2 separate regions of the Homo sapiens genome follow, and region 2 is linked to region 1. A link is an interaction called in ENCODE POLR2A ChIA-PET data of the cell type or tissue named here. Cell type or tissue: Panc1. All regions are shown on one strand. Each heading gives the region's core, and the rest is flanking DNA. Links, peaks and the distances in the headings are about the cores only. Region 1 overlaps LOC105374690 (a long non-coding RNA gene). Region 2 overlaps LOC112268416 (a long non-coding RNA gene).

Region 1 (6,771 bases), core at 1,190-6,189:
GGCTGCCCATGTACCATATATGGCTGTTCCTGACACGGAAGTGCACCTCAGCTGGCTCTAAACATCTTTGAGACTTTATCTCTAAACCATGCCTCACCACAAGTCGTCTCTCCTAATCAAGCCATTCTTGTGCTACTCCCCTCATGCACTCACATGGCCTTCTCTACCTCTGGGAATGTTCCTTCTCTGCCCCTTTCTCACGTTCTCATTTCCTGCTACCCTTCACTGTCAGGTTCCAGGGCTCATCCATGGTCCTTGTATTAATCTTCTAGGGCTGCCATAACAAAATACCACAGCCCGGGTGGCTTAAAACAACAGACATATTGACATATTCTCTCACAATTCTGGAGGCTAAAAGTCTAAAATCAAGGGTTGGCAGAACCATGCTGTCTCGGAAGGCCATAAGGAGGGTCCTTCCTTGTCTTCTCTTACCTTTTTGGAGGTCCTGGAAATCCTTTGTGTTCCTTAGTTTATACATGCGTTACTCAAATCTCTGCTTCTGTCTTCACATGGCTTTCTCCACTGTGTGTCTGTGTCTCTGTTTTCTCTTCTCACAAGGACACTAGGCATTGGATTAGGGCCCACCCTAATCCAATATGACCTGATTTTAACTTAACTAATTACAACTGCAGAGACCCAATTCCAAATAAGGTGACAGGATATGAGGGCGATATGGCTGCAACATCTGTCACTCCATTGATCACCAGGGTTGATTCGGCTGATCTGGCTGGCTAGGCAGGTGTCCTCTTCCTCCCTCACTGCTCCATGTGCATCCCTCCAGAAGCTGCGCACTCGGGGGAAGAAGGTGACCATCTGGATAGAGGAGGACCAGTCTTTGGTCAAGGATATACAAGTAGCTGCACTCCCCTGCTAGAACCTCCAAACAATCCCAAATAAGGTAAGAATCTTAGGTTCTGGGTAGACATGAAATCCCGGGGCGGTGAAGGGAGGGGACTCTTCAACTCAGTACAGTCCTCATCCAGTCCCAGAGAGTGGCCATTCCACTGTGGTCTCATCTGCTCCCAGTCCATCTATTCTCTGCTTGTTACTGTGAAATCTGTATCCCTGGCCTTAAGCTCAATGCCACTCTTTAGAGCTATGCTTCCCACTGCCCGCTGGACAAATCCACAGGCCCTTTAAACAAAACAGCCACTTCCAAAAGAGAGTCCAAATCCCATCATGGCTCCTGTGTTTTCTATTTTATTTCATAACAAATCTATCTGGCCTCCCAAGTTAAGAAGCATTAGCATTATCTTCAACTTTCTCTTCTTCCTAATCCCCTCCCACCACATCTGATCAAAAAAATAGTCCCTGTGGAATCTATCTCACAAACCTCACTCAAATTTGACCTCTTCTTTCTACTTCCATTGCTAAGGCCTTAGTTTGCTCTCAGCCCTTCCTTAGACTATATAGGCAACACAAAGGCTCAATTCAGTAAAATATAGCACACCTATGTGCTAGGTGCTGGGCATACCAAGAGGAATTCAACACAATCTTGCCCTTGTGTAGCCCTCAACCTCTTATCTGGTCTCCCTGCCACTAGGCTTAAATGCATTTTCTTGTCAGAAAACAAATCTTATAATGGCATGTTGTGGCTTCCAATTCTCTTTTCACTCTCTTTTTCCTAGAAGGTGAAATGCAAATCCTCCCGTAGTCATGGAAGATGTTTCACAGTCTGCTTCCCCCTGTGCCGCACCCTTCACATCCAGCACTTCATCTCTGCCATGGTGGGCTTCTCATTCGTTCCAGATTTATTCCTGGGAGCAGTGTTTTCTTTTATCCAAAGAGGCTTTTCTCCCTTCTGTGCCCTGGGAAGCTCCTACCTACCTTTAAAGTGCCGCCCAAATGACCTGTCCTTTCTTACCTCTTATCAGAATCCAACAGGGTTCCTCCACACTCTGTGCCCCTACAAGACTTTGTTCAAATCCCTGTATAATCACATTTGCCACATTGTTGAAATTTATCTTTTTCACTGTCTGTCTCCATCGCTAGACCAGGAGCTCACAGAGGACCAGTACCAGGCAGCACTCATGTATCTCAGTCTGAATGAATGGAATTATGAATGCACCCTGCTCTCTTTGTCTTAATCCTACCCAAGGTTCCAGGCCTGGCTCAGTCCCGAGCCCCTTCCCTGGACTTTCTCAGCCACTCACTCCAGGCTATGAGTGTCTCCCTTCTCTGAAATGACCACAGTACTGACTCTCTGTATCACCAGCTTGGTGCTTATAACATGGTACTTTGTGCAATTGAATGTCCCAGTCTTCCCTTTTGATGCACTTCAAAGTTTCTTTTCCAAACTTAGTCCAATAATTTGCACCATAGTAGATGCTCTGTAAATATCTGCTAATTGGTTATTCAGTTTGGGGATGAGGGGGTGGAGTCCTAAAGAAAATGAGAAAGAGTGAGTTCCAGGACAGGTGGTAGTTTTGGCTATAGAATAGGTAGAGTATATTTTCTCCCATGAAACTAAAAGGAGGGGAAGAAAAACATAGGAAAATTATAGAGGAGAATACAAAGGTCCTAATTAGGACAGCCTTGGTCTTATTTTTAAAATAAGCATGGAAAAATAATATGCTGATTTAAGTATGCTACATGAATCTTAAATACAGCCAAATAAAAACAAATCAACATTTACCATCTACAGCTAGAGAAAGAGAAGGCAAGAGTGCAGGTAATTTATCTAAAATGGAACACATCATGTACACACTTTATGTAAACTTGCCTCTACATGATTATTGGAAAGGATGTGAGTAAAAGAACTGTAAAGTGTAGGCAGTTCTGCCGTCTATTCCACTGAAGGAGCATTCACTCCCCACGTGCCCCTTGTAGTCTAAGCAGCTCCAGATGCTGATAAAGCCAAGCCCACTTCTTTAGTGATCTGTGTCTACAGCAAAGGAAACACTAACTGTACAGCACTTGCTGAGAGAGAGTGTGTTAGTATCTAATGTAGCACATATTTGTGATGGGATATACTAAAATTTATGAGCAGTTTAATAGGCTTTCAAGGATATTGACTTTGCATAATTTTCATATTGTATATTGACTTTAGTACCAAACCCCTAAGTAAGATGTGACTCCACTGTGTAAGTCAACTGGCCTATACTGATAGGTAACCTGCATTAAGAACTCTTATAGTATTTGCTATTTATACTACTCATTTTGGCATTTAGTTGTATGTTTAATTGCTGGAAGTTCAGGTGTAAATATGATTATGTTATCTAGACTGTAAGTTCATGTTATCTAGACTGTAAGTTGGTGACTGTAACCACATCATAAGCTTTTATACCCCACAGTGTGTATGGCACAATGCCAAGGACCAAACAAAAGTTCTTAATTACTGAAAGGCCATTTTATCAATGTCACTTTCTCTCTAATCAAACTCTGAATCTAAAAAAATAACTAAACATGTCTTATATTCTCTGTTATGCTTTCTAGGGTCCATTTTTAAGGAAGAGGCCCTTGTTTAACTCAAAGTTACTTCTTAAATTTTAAATAATTGGCTGTTAACATATTTGATTAGGAAGGCATGAAGAAGTTCAGTACAAAGGGTAATTTAAAAAGTTATTGTCATCAGCATTTTTCTAGAAAGATAATAAAAATCACTTGGGAAACAAGCCTGCCTTTATTGGTGGCCTGGGAAGAAACATCAAATCAAGCTAAGACCCACCCACTCCTTTAGAGAAAATATAAAACAAGAGAGTAAAATCTCCATGGAATAATCAACAAAATATAGATATTTGAGAAGATGAATCAGGATTTCTTCAGGTTTAAATAAATTATCATGTATCATCTCTAATTTAAAAACAACATTTTTAAAGTAAAATGAGCCTTTCATTGCTGATTCCTAGCATACTATTTCCTTAAATCCTTTCATTTCATTAATATAGCTCAGTTCACAGTGCAGCAGGGACCAGATGAAGATTGAGCAATTACTGAATGTCATGGGATTATAAAGATAAGCTATTTGGATAATTTAAGCTAAAAAAATAACTCTTCTTTATCTCCAGGGTGGGTTTGGGAACTTTGGTTATTCACTGAATTTGGCCAGCCTACATTTTATATTACCAGAGAAAACATTCTAAATGTGCTTCCAACATTAGAAAATTATTTCTGTTTTCAACATGTTCTGTGATAAAGAGATGTAAGATTAAATACCATCCCAGTTAAAAGTAAGTTTGCTGCCATTTTTACTATATTGGTCAGCTAGCTTTTTTTAACTCTTAAGTCAAAGTTTGGGGCATTAAAACAAATAAATTCACTGTTTTTTCAAGCATAAATGATATGCAATAAGCCTCAGAGAACAGAGGTTACTCACTCTGGTTGTGTTTTACTTTCTTGCAAACACATACTCATGCTCAATTGAACTGCCTCCAAGTGATTTTTAAGTATTAAAGGTGAACACAGCCCTCATTTTTCAGGGATATTTTGGGCAGCTGTTGTAAAAAAAAACAAACCTGATGTTAAATTAAAAAGTTAAAAGGCACTAATCAAGAAATTACCCAAAGTTTAAGCTCACATAAAAACAAACAAAAATGAATGATGTGTAACATTGAACAGGAAAAACATTTAGAACCCTTGACAACGGGTTCAAATTTCCTGACCTGCTGGACAAACTCCCCTTTCCACATCTTTCCTAGATTCCATCAGATCCTGTTTTTCTCTCTATAATAAACTGTCATTTATCTAGAATGCAATCAACCAGAAAGTTAAAATAAACAGGGTGGTGTTTTCCTACGCTCCCTTTTCCGTTAATTTGCAGGTGTTTATTGAATGCCTACTATGTTCCCAACACTGTGTTGGACACTGGGCATATGAAAGATGTTGCAACTGTTGCTTAGAATTCTAGAATTCTCAGAATTCTTAGAATTCTCTTTAATGAGGAAAGAATAACAAGCAAACAAGCTTTCAGAAACGTAGTCCATAAAGCAACTTCTAATATGTCTGTAAAAGCAATCCTGTTTCCATCCAACCTCTAACTGCCTTGTTCACCTATAATTACCAGGCTAAGCAATAACAGTCAAAGTTCTCTGACTGTAAGTGGAAAATACTATAAAATCCAGAAGTGCCAAAGAGGGTCAAGTCTCTTCCATACACTTTTAATTTCAAATGTATTTCTATTTTTTGACCTTTTTTATGTGATTAATCATTCATATGTTCTATTAATAAAACTAACCCGTTCTCCCACCTTATAAATAAATGAGGATTGAAGTCTCTTCCTATTCAATGCAAGGCCCAGCATGGAGTTTCAAAGGATCAACAAATAATTGCTGAATGATAGAGATTATGCCCATAATGCAAAACCCATGTTATTCTTACATGGATCTGTGGCAATGTAAGCTACAAGTTTCAATTGGAAGTTAAATTTTACTTCTCACCACAGTGACTTTCTAGTTTGCATGGAAATAATTCCATGGGTAAAGGGAAACTTGACAAAAAAGCGCAAATTTAATCTATGAGGAAGGGCATAATAATATTCCATAGGGGTTATCCATGCACCTCTGTCTCCATCTTCATAGCCGTCATTCCTGGGAAAATAAGAAAGTCCAATTTTCCCCATCCAAATTAATACATATCTGTTTCTAGTTCTCTACTAGATCATCAATAATTATGTCACAATGGGTAAATTCAATATATACAAGATTCTGATTTTAGAAAAACAAAAAACATGGAGTCAGCAAAAAATCTTTTGCTCTCCAGAGTCTCCTATTTTAATGCTCCATTTTATAGTATCCTGGACATTTTTTAGAAAAAAAATTTCTGTTAGAGAAACTGGTGAATAAACCAAGGAATTAAAAGTCCACCCTCTTTCACAGAGTACAAAGGAAATCAACATACTTTTAAAAAACACAGAATTATTCATTTTCACAATTGGTTTTCCATATTATGCATCTAACAAGTATGTTTGTAACTTCGACTAAAACACAATCCTTTTCATTACTAGTTATACCTTTAGCCATTATTATTTTATATTTCTTTTTTTTAACAAATTACCTAGATGTTGGGACAACAAGTTAACTATCTGAGAAAAAAAATAAAATTAGATTCCTACTTTTCATGTTTCATCGAGATTAACTCCAAATGAAATAAATATTTAAACATTTAAAACATAAAACCATGCAACTACAATAAGAAAATGTATTTGAACATTTGGATATTCTTGAACTGGAGCAGGACCTCCCAAGCTTAACACCGAAAACAAAATTCATGAAAGAAAATATTGATACACCTGACTACCTCAAAGTTTTAAACTTCTAGGTTTATAATTCCAACAATATGGTGCATCCCAAGGAATTTTTCTGTACAGGATACCTAAAAATTCTGAACAAAACATTTTTAAAAACCTTTTTAGAAGCATAGCTTAGATGGCAAGAAAATAAAGGAATTTTCAGAAGCAAAAATGATTTAAAAGCTAGAATCCAAAAAGGTAACCAAGCACTCAACAGCACAGTTGCCTGGAGGCATTTGCAGAAATTTGTGATTTCTTACAGTTTGGAGATATTGATTTTAATGAGGAATAGGAGACAGGACCAACCTAAAACAGAAATTAAGATCAAGACATTTCCACAAAGCTGAAATAATGAAAGGAGATATTCTCAATGAAAAAGGTAAACTAAACAAACAAACGAAACAAAACTATCCCACTGACTCACGAAGCAAGGGTTCTGGATTCTGGTTTCTGCATAAAGGAAAAAAAGAAGAGAATTCCTAAGAACTCATAGTCTCAGGCAAACTTTCACTTTGGTTTGGTAACAGGACTCACATTATCTATGC
Region 2 (6,771 bases), core at 1,179-6,178, 98 kb after region 1:
TATATATATGCTAATTAGCTTGATTTAATCATTACACATTGTACACATACATCAAAATATCACTCTGTACCCCATAAATATGTACAAATGTTATGTGTTAATTAAAAATAATAATTTAATTTTTAAAAAAAGAAGAGTGCATAACCAAATGTTAACTGTAGTTATTAGGTTGGTGCAAAGTAATTGCAGTTTTTGCCATTAAAGGTACTGAGGTAGGATTATATTTCTGAGGTAGGTTTAAAGGAACAGTATATTCCCCTCTCTGTACTTTCCTATGTCAGAAACTATTTTGCAATAAATTTCAGATCAGATTTAAAAGTTCTTTTTAAAAATTCAAAGAAATTCAAGGAAGCCATAGGAGATTGAAAATATGACAGGAAATCACAGCCGGGTCATATGCATGCTTCCCAGGCAAAATGGGCATTAAACTAAATTGGAGGTTCAGTCCCAAATCTTCCCTACCAGAATCTTCCATATGAGTGCTTGTTCAATACTGTTGTAGTATGGAATCCACCAGTCCCATTAACTGAGGACTTTAACATCATAGTGTCATGCATGGATTCCATGGACAGATCCATCAGTTCTGACCTGGCAGGGAGGGCAAAGTAAAAAACAGAACTCAGGCCAGAGGGTCAGTCTTTGTGATACGTTTTGGATCTCTGTCCCCACCCAAATCTCATGTTGAATTGTAATTCCCAATGTTGGAGGTGGGCCTGGTGGGAGGTGATTGGATCATGGGGGCAGTTTCTCTTGGTTAACACCATCCCCCTTGGTGTTGTCATCAGAGTGAATTATTGCAATATCTGGTTGTTTAAAAGTGTGTGGCACCTCCCCACTTTCTGTCTTCCCCATCCTGCTCCAGCCATGTAGGACGTGCCTGCTTCCCCTTCGCATTCTACCATGATTGAAAGTTTCCTAAGGCCTCCCCAGAAGCCATACAGCCTGTGTAACCATGAGCCAATTTAACCTCTTTTCTTTATGCATTACCCAGTCTCAGGTATTTCTACACAGCAGTGCAAGAACGGACTGATACACTTGGGTAGATGAGGTGGGGTAAAAATGCCAAACTCATGGTTAAGGAGAATCGAGGAGAAAGGACAGAGATTGGCTACAATAGAACAGTCAAGAAGTACCAGACACCAAACAAGCAGATCCAACAGGCAAAAGCTGTGGGAGCATATTGAATTCAGAAGTGTTAAGTGAGGTTCAGGAGCAAGGATTCAGGTGCTGGGCAGTTCACATTAATTTCCTAGGATGAGATTTAGGCTAGTGCCTAACTTAAATATCTAAGGCCCACTTTTTCTTGCCTTCAAACTTCATACAGAAATGGTTTAGTGTCCAAATATCTGAGTAGGCATTTTCCAAGAAAGGCATTTCTAATGCCTAGATATTTAAATAGTAATGATAATAGCAAACATTTATTGAGCACCTATTATGTAGTGGCCTCACACTGTGCTAAAGGCTTTCTGTGCTTTACAGATACTATCTCATTTTATTGCATGAGCACTTCCTTCCCATTTTAAAGATAAAGATACTTGGTCTCAAAGAAATAAAAAACTGCCTAAGTCACAAAACTAGATATGGGTGGAGCCAGGTTTGAATCCAGGTCAGTTTGACTCCATAACCTGCAGTCTTAATCATGTCTTTAATGATCAATGGCTAACTCCTTGTGATCATTGATGTTTTCTGAGTTTCTTTTTTAAAAATTTTGATGTGAAAGTTGTCAGAATCAAGATAGAATCACTTATGTTAAAAAAAAATAATAATAAACCTCACAAATACAGCCAAGGAAGTTCATGAAGAGAGATCTCATTCATAAGTGCCTAATAAAAACTATCACAAAAGACTGTGAAAACTGCAAACTTGCACAAAAAAAATACTTCAAGGTCATTTGCCCAGCAAGTGCTTGTGCAGTTTGCATTGGTGTCACCCTTGTTATTGATCCTCATAACCAAGGATACTTATCTCAAAACAATTATGTAATCCTCCTCATTTTTCTTTTAAAAGTATTTGTCTTCCTTTACTTCCTGAATACGCACATAGTTTATTATGGCATGTGTGTTTCCATTGCGATACCCTATTCCCAAATAAATATCATTTTCTTTTGGAGAGCCCCTCTCTGTTCTTTATTTAGATTGACATATAAATGGTGTCAGAAATGGGACCTGGAGGAAAATTACTACTAGAAGGAATAGATGATTCTTGAAATGTGTATGGAGTACTCACATGAGCCCTTCGAGCTCTCTGCTTCCATGGCTCACTTTTTCTGCCCTGATGGTCTTCTCTTAGGCAAATCCTCCCTCTTTCTGGTAGAAGATCTTAACATCATTTGGGATCTCATTTGAATAAGGCTGCTTTAATAAATGACTTTACATCCATCCTGGGATGATAAAAGACATTTTGTATTGACGGGCAAGTCTTTTCTGGTATAAAGACAAGCGTCTTTCTGGTTTGAGTACTCTGGTTTCTACAGAATTTACACCCTGTCTGTAAGGCATGTCTTTTCTGCTGAATTTACTCTTGGTTCTTCCTGTCTGCCTAATTTAATATTTTGTTTTATTCACATACCTAGGTTAAAATTTTTGTGAACACTCTTATCTTAGTTTCCTTTGGTTTGGTTACGTGCATCTGTAAATGATTTGTCTCTTTTCCCTTGCCTGTTTCTGAAAATCTTCTTAGAGCAAAATAAACATTCTAAATGGTAGATGCAGGATGGCTAAATAAAAGCAACTAGGTTGGTTGCCATCATCTTGGTCCAAACTCCTGACATTCTCTAACAGAATATACAGGATTTTATTTGCTCTTGAGAGATTAGTAAGAAATAGAATGGTATTCCTAAATATTAAGGCATGCCAAGTTTTCTGGAACTCTAGCTGGCTACATATATTGCTCATTCTCATACACATTTTTAAACTGATGGACAAATTACATTGAGAGAAATTGAGAGCTCAAATGATTAATGTTCAAATTATGGTTTTAAAACCCTGCAGCTACAGAGTTAACATGTACAGCCTTCTGAGTTCTTGTCTACTCTACTTTTTTTCTGCCTACTGTGAATATGCTGATGTTTTTGCTGGTATTGAGATAAAACTCACTGTTTATGGCATTTCAGCAAAGAGAGAGAGGGAAACAAGTCTTAAATAGCTTTCAAACCAGTTACAAACTATTACAGCTCCATAGTAATCAACAACCCAGACCTAAGAGTCATCGCCCCCCAACCTTTTTTTTTTTTTTTTTTTTGAGACAGGGTATGGCTCTGTCACCCAGGCTAGAGTGCAGCGGCCATATCATAGCTCACTGCAACCTCTAATTCCTGGACTAAAGGGATCCTCCTACCTGAATCTCCTGAGTAGCTGGGACTACAGGTCCATGCCACTGTTCCTGGCTAATTTTTTTATTATTTTTGGTAGAGACAAGGTCTCACTTTGTTGCCCAGGCTAGTCTTGAACTTCTGGGATCAAGCAATCCTCCCACCTCAGCCTGCCAAAGTGCTGGGATTACAGAAATGAGCCACTGCACCTGATCCATCCCTTTTAATGTAAATTTAGGTTTGCCTAGCTAACAATTTTTTTGGGGGATGGAAGAGTTAATTGAAGAATTGACAGTCTAAAAAAGAACTAGATAAATGCTTATACAAATTAGGCTCTTGGATAAAGCAGGTCAAAATCTTGAGCTCACAGCAATAATATAAGGTATCTCTGTTTAGCATAAAAATTGCGTTTGTCTATCATGCAGGAATCAAAAAGAAAAAGGCAGAAAAAAAACCCTTTTAAAATACTTATTTACCTGCATTGATTAGTCAAGAAAAACAGACTAGCAAACAAAAAATAGATTCAAGGCTACTTGAGAATGTTGTTTTTTTATACAATTCAGCCAGTCTCAGCTAAAATGTAAACATTGAAAACTTAACCCTAAACTCATCTGAAACTAAAAAAATGTTGGAGGGCCAGCTTTTAAAACCAAACTGGTGTGGTAACTGCTTTAGTCAGGATTTTAGTCCATAACTTTCATTACATTATCTATTGGAACAAATGAAGTTTAGCCATGTAAACAAGCTTCTTTTTTCAGAAATATAAGTTAGATCCAACTATCTTTTACAAACCAGTGAATTTGTACATATTACTAAAATTCTAAAATGAAACCGATATATTTATGTGCATATATATATGTTTATGTGTGTTTATACATATGTACATGTATTATATGTTGTGTCTACATAGTGAAATAGGGCATAGTTGGCCAAAAATTCCCTAAGGAACTCTACTTAGATTGGCTTAGATAAATGAGCACTCATATAAAATAATACTAATTAACAAATGCATTTTAGTTAATGTGACTTAAGCAAATCTTTAATAAATAAGCTGGTTTTAAAATTATTGGCAAAATCAAAATAGAAATGTCTTCAGAATTGTCAGCATACTTTTTTTCCTGGGTTTACTGATCAGACGGTTTTATATATTTGTCCTTGCTAGAAGTTTTAAGGTATCAAAATTTGACACAAAGTTTACAAAATTATAAGCCCAGCCTAAAAGAGAATGATCTTTGCTTGTGCAATTTTTTGATAAGTAACACTAATTTAATATTGTTGGCTTAATAAAAATGACTGTAGCTTCTGAGTTGTCAACAAAACACCAATGTATTTAACTTTAAAGTTCTGAGTTGGGTGAATATCTGATATTAACAGGCTATAAAAATGGTTAACAGGGATAACTTTAAATGATGACTAGCTTTGTCTAATATTTCCATTTTCACACATAATCTAGGTAAATTTTTAAAAAACAAATAAGTTAGATAATGTAAAAGAGATAAATGTTTATCAATCAACTTTTCATGTAATTTGAGATTTTAAAGTTACATTGAATTAAGCAATAGATATCCACTAAATGTCTGGGATCAAATTTCCAAAGCAAACCAAAGCTAAAACATAAATTTCTCCAGCCTGGGCAACATAGTGAGACTTCATCTCTACAAAAAAAAGAAAAAAAATTTAAGTACCTGAGCATGGTGATACATGCCTATAGTCCCATCTGCATGGGAGACCGAGGCAAGAGGATTGTTTGAACCCAAGACTTTGAGGCTGCAGTGAGCTATGATCATGTCACTACTCTCCAACCTCAGCAATAAGAGTAAGACTGTCTAAAAAAATTTTTTTTAAACCCTAAAATTGCTGAATATAAATATAAGGGTTTTTATAGAAAGACTAAATATATTTGCATTTATTAATACACGTAAAATTATGTTGTAATTATAAAATGGTTCTCATCTATAAAATACTGATATGTGACAAAGAGTTCAAAATTACTCAGGACCTTAAAGTATGCAAGATTACTAAGAGCTAAAATTCTAATTAATATATATAATTCTGTATACAAAGTGTACCAAAAAAATATGGGATGAGAAAAGTTATAAGAAAGTCATTAAAAAATGTGTTCTTATTAGAAAGAAGTAATTTTGTCTAATTCAGAGGTTATTTAAAGGTTGTTTCAAAATACAGAAACAAGACATAAAGAAACCAGTAAGTAAGAGTGAGAGATATGAAGAAAGTTATGGAGTTTAAGATGTATTTTTAGCAAGGAAGTTTTTTAAAAAGAGAACACTTTTGTATGAGGAAGAATCTTGTGTGATAAATTTTTGTCCTAAAGTAAAATGGTTATTTATGAAAGAGGAAGTACAGGACAAAGCAGAAAGTCTAAACATGTCACATAAGGTCTCAGTAGGTCATAATAAAGTTTAGGAAGGATGGATTATGAATTTATGAAAGAATTTTGTATATGATCTAATTGGCTATAATCAGAAAGGAATTATTTATGTCTTTCCAAAGGTTGCATTTGATATTAAAAATACACTAATACGAAACTAAAACTGTGGTCCTCTGTGTTACAACAACAACTTTTTTTTTTGAGACAGAGTCTCACTCTGCTGTCCAGGCTGTAGTGCAGTGGTTAGTTCTCAGCTCACTGCAACCTACGCCTCCCAGGTTCAAGGGATTCTCCTGCCTCAGCCTCCCGAGAACAACAACTTTTCTTAAAGTATTGATCTGCTCATAGTAAAGTTGCAAGAGGTTTTGATTTTAAAATCTAAAATCTGTTTCTTTTATGGCCATCTTCTAAACTGCAGACAGTTTCCATTTCTGCCACATTTCTTTCCTGAGCTCAATTTTTAATTTTCCTAGTTTCAGGCTGGGAATGCTGTTCTCTTCATTTAGAATGGTACTTTCATTTATTCAGGTATAATTTTCCTCATAAGCTTCTCCAATTCATATCTCAGAAGTTCAACTTTTGCTGTATCTCTAAGCACGTGGTTTACAGGTTATGCATCATTGCCTTCAGCTCTTTCTCCCCTTGAGAAGGCCCAGGATGATAACTTTCTCCTTCAACCTTTCATTAGCTGGTGGAACATCTTTTTTCCCACTTCTAACTCTGTTATCACCTGACACTAAAATGCTTATCTTGAAGGCCCAGAAAAGCAATGTTTTGCTCCAGTATAACTTGATTCTGGACTCTTGGCATTTGTTGATGTATCTGAATTTTCCGTGTAACCAGTAAATATCCTGTGCTGTTACTAAGAACCATATATTCCCCTGCTCAAAGTACTAGTTTTCTTGTTTACATTCCTCTATAGTAAAGTGTACACTTATGACCTTGGACATACTTCTTCCTGTGTCTGATTAAATTCAAATACTCTTTTTTAAAAATCAAGTTCATCTTCCAGTTTATCTAAATAAGCTTCCTACAAGAAAAAGCAATCACATTGCAGGGGATTTTTCTTTAC

Evidence for each region. ChIA-PET counts read pairs that join two places held together with the same protein. Peaks named below come from ENCODE experiments on the same cell type or tissue, not always from the same donor. Only the 100,000 strongest peaks of a DNase experiment are listed, where the experiment ranks them.
Region 2: POLR2A ChIA-PET joins it to region 1 with 10 read pairs; 3 of 35 experiments call an interaction of 5 or more read pairs at or near these places.

What each region holds. Positions count from the first base shown.
Region 1 is chr2:55,945,901-55,952,671 of GRCh38, reverse strand. It overlaps LOC105374690 (a long non-coding RNA gene), which reads right to left. Exons shown (of 9, transcript XR_940109.3): 1 at 6,761-6,771; 2 at 4,316-4,433; 3 at 433-813. It also overlaps the pseudogene RN7SKP208. Among named protein-coding and RNA genes, the nearest start is that of EFEMP1, 26 kb to the right of the region's middle. RefSeq lists an enhancer at 1-1,040. In Panc1, for the core only: no CTCF peak of the experiment used is centred there; no DNase peak of the experiment used is centred there; H3K27ac peaks cover 1,100 bases.
Region 2 is chr2:55,848,083-55,854,853 of GRCh38, reverse strand. All of the region lies in intron 2 of LOC112268416 (a long non-coding RNA gene), which reads right to left. Among named protein-coding and RNA genes, the nearest start is that of EFEMP1, 72 kb to the left of the region's middle. In Panc1, for the core only: no CTCF peak of the experiment used is centred there; no DNase peak of the experiment used is centred there.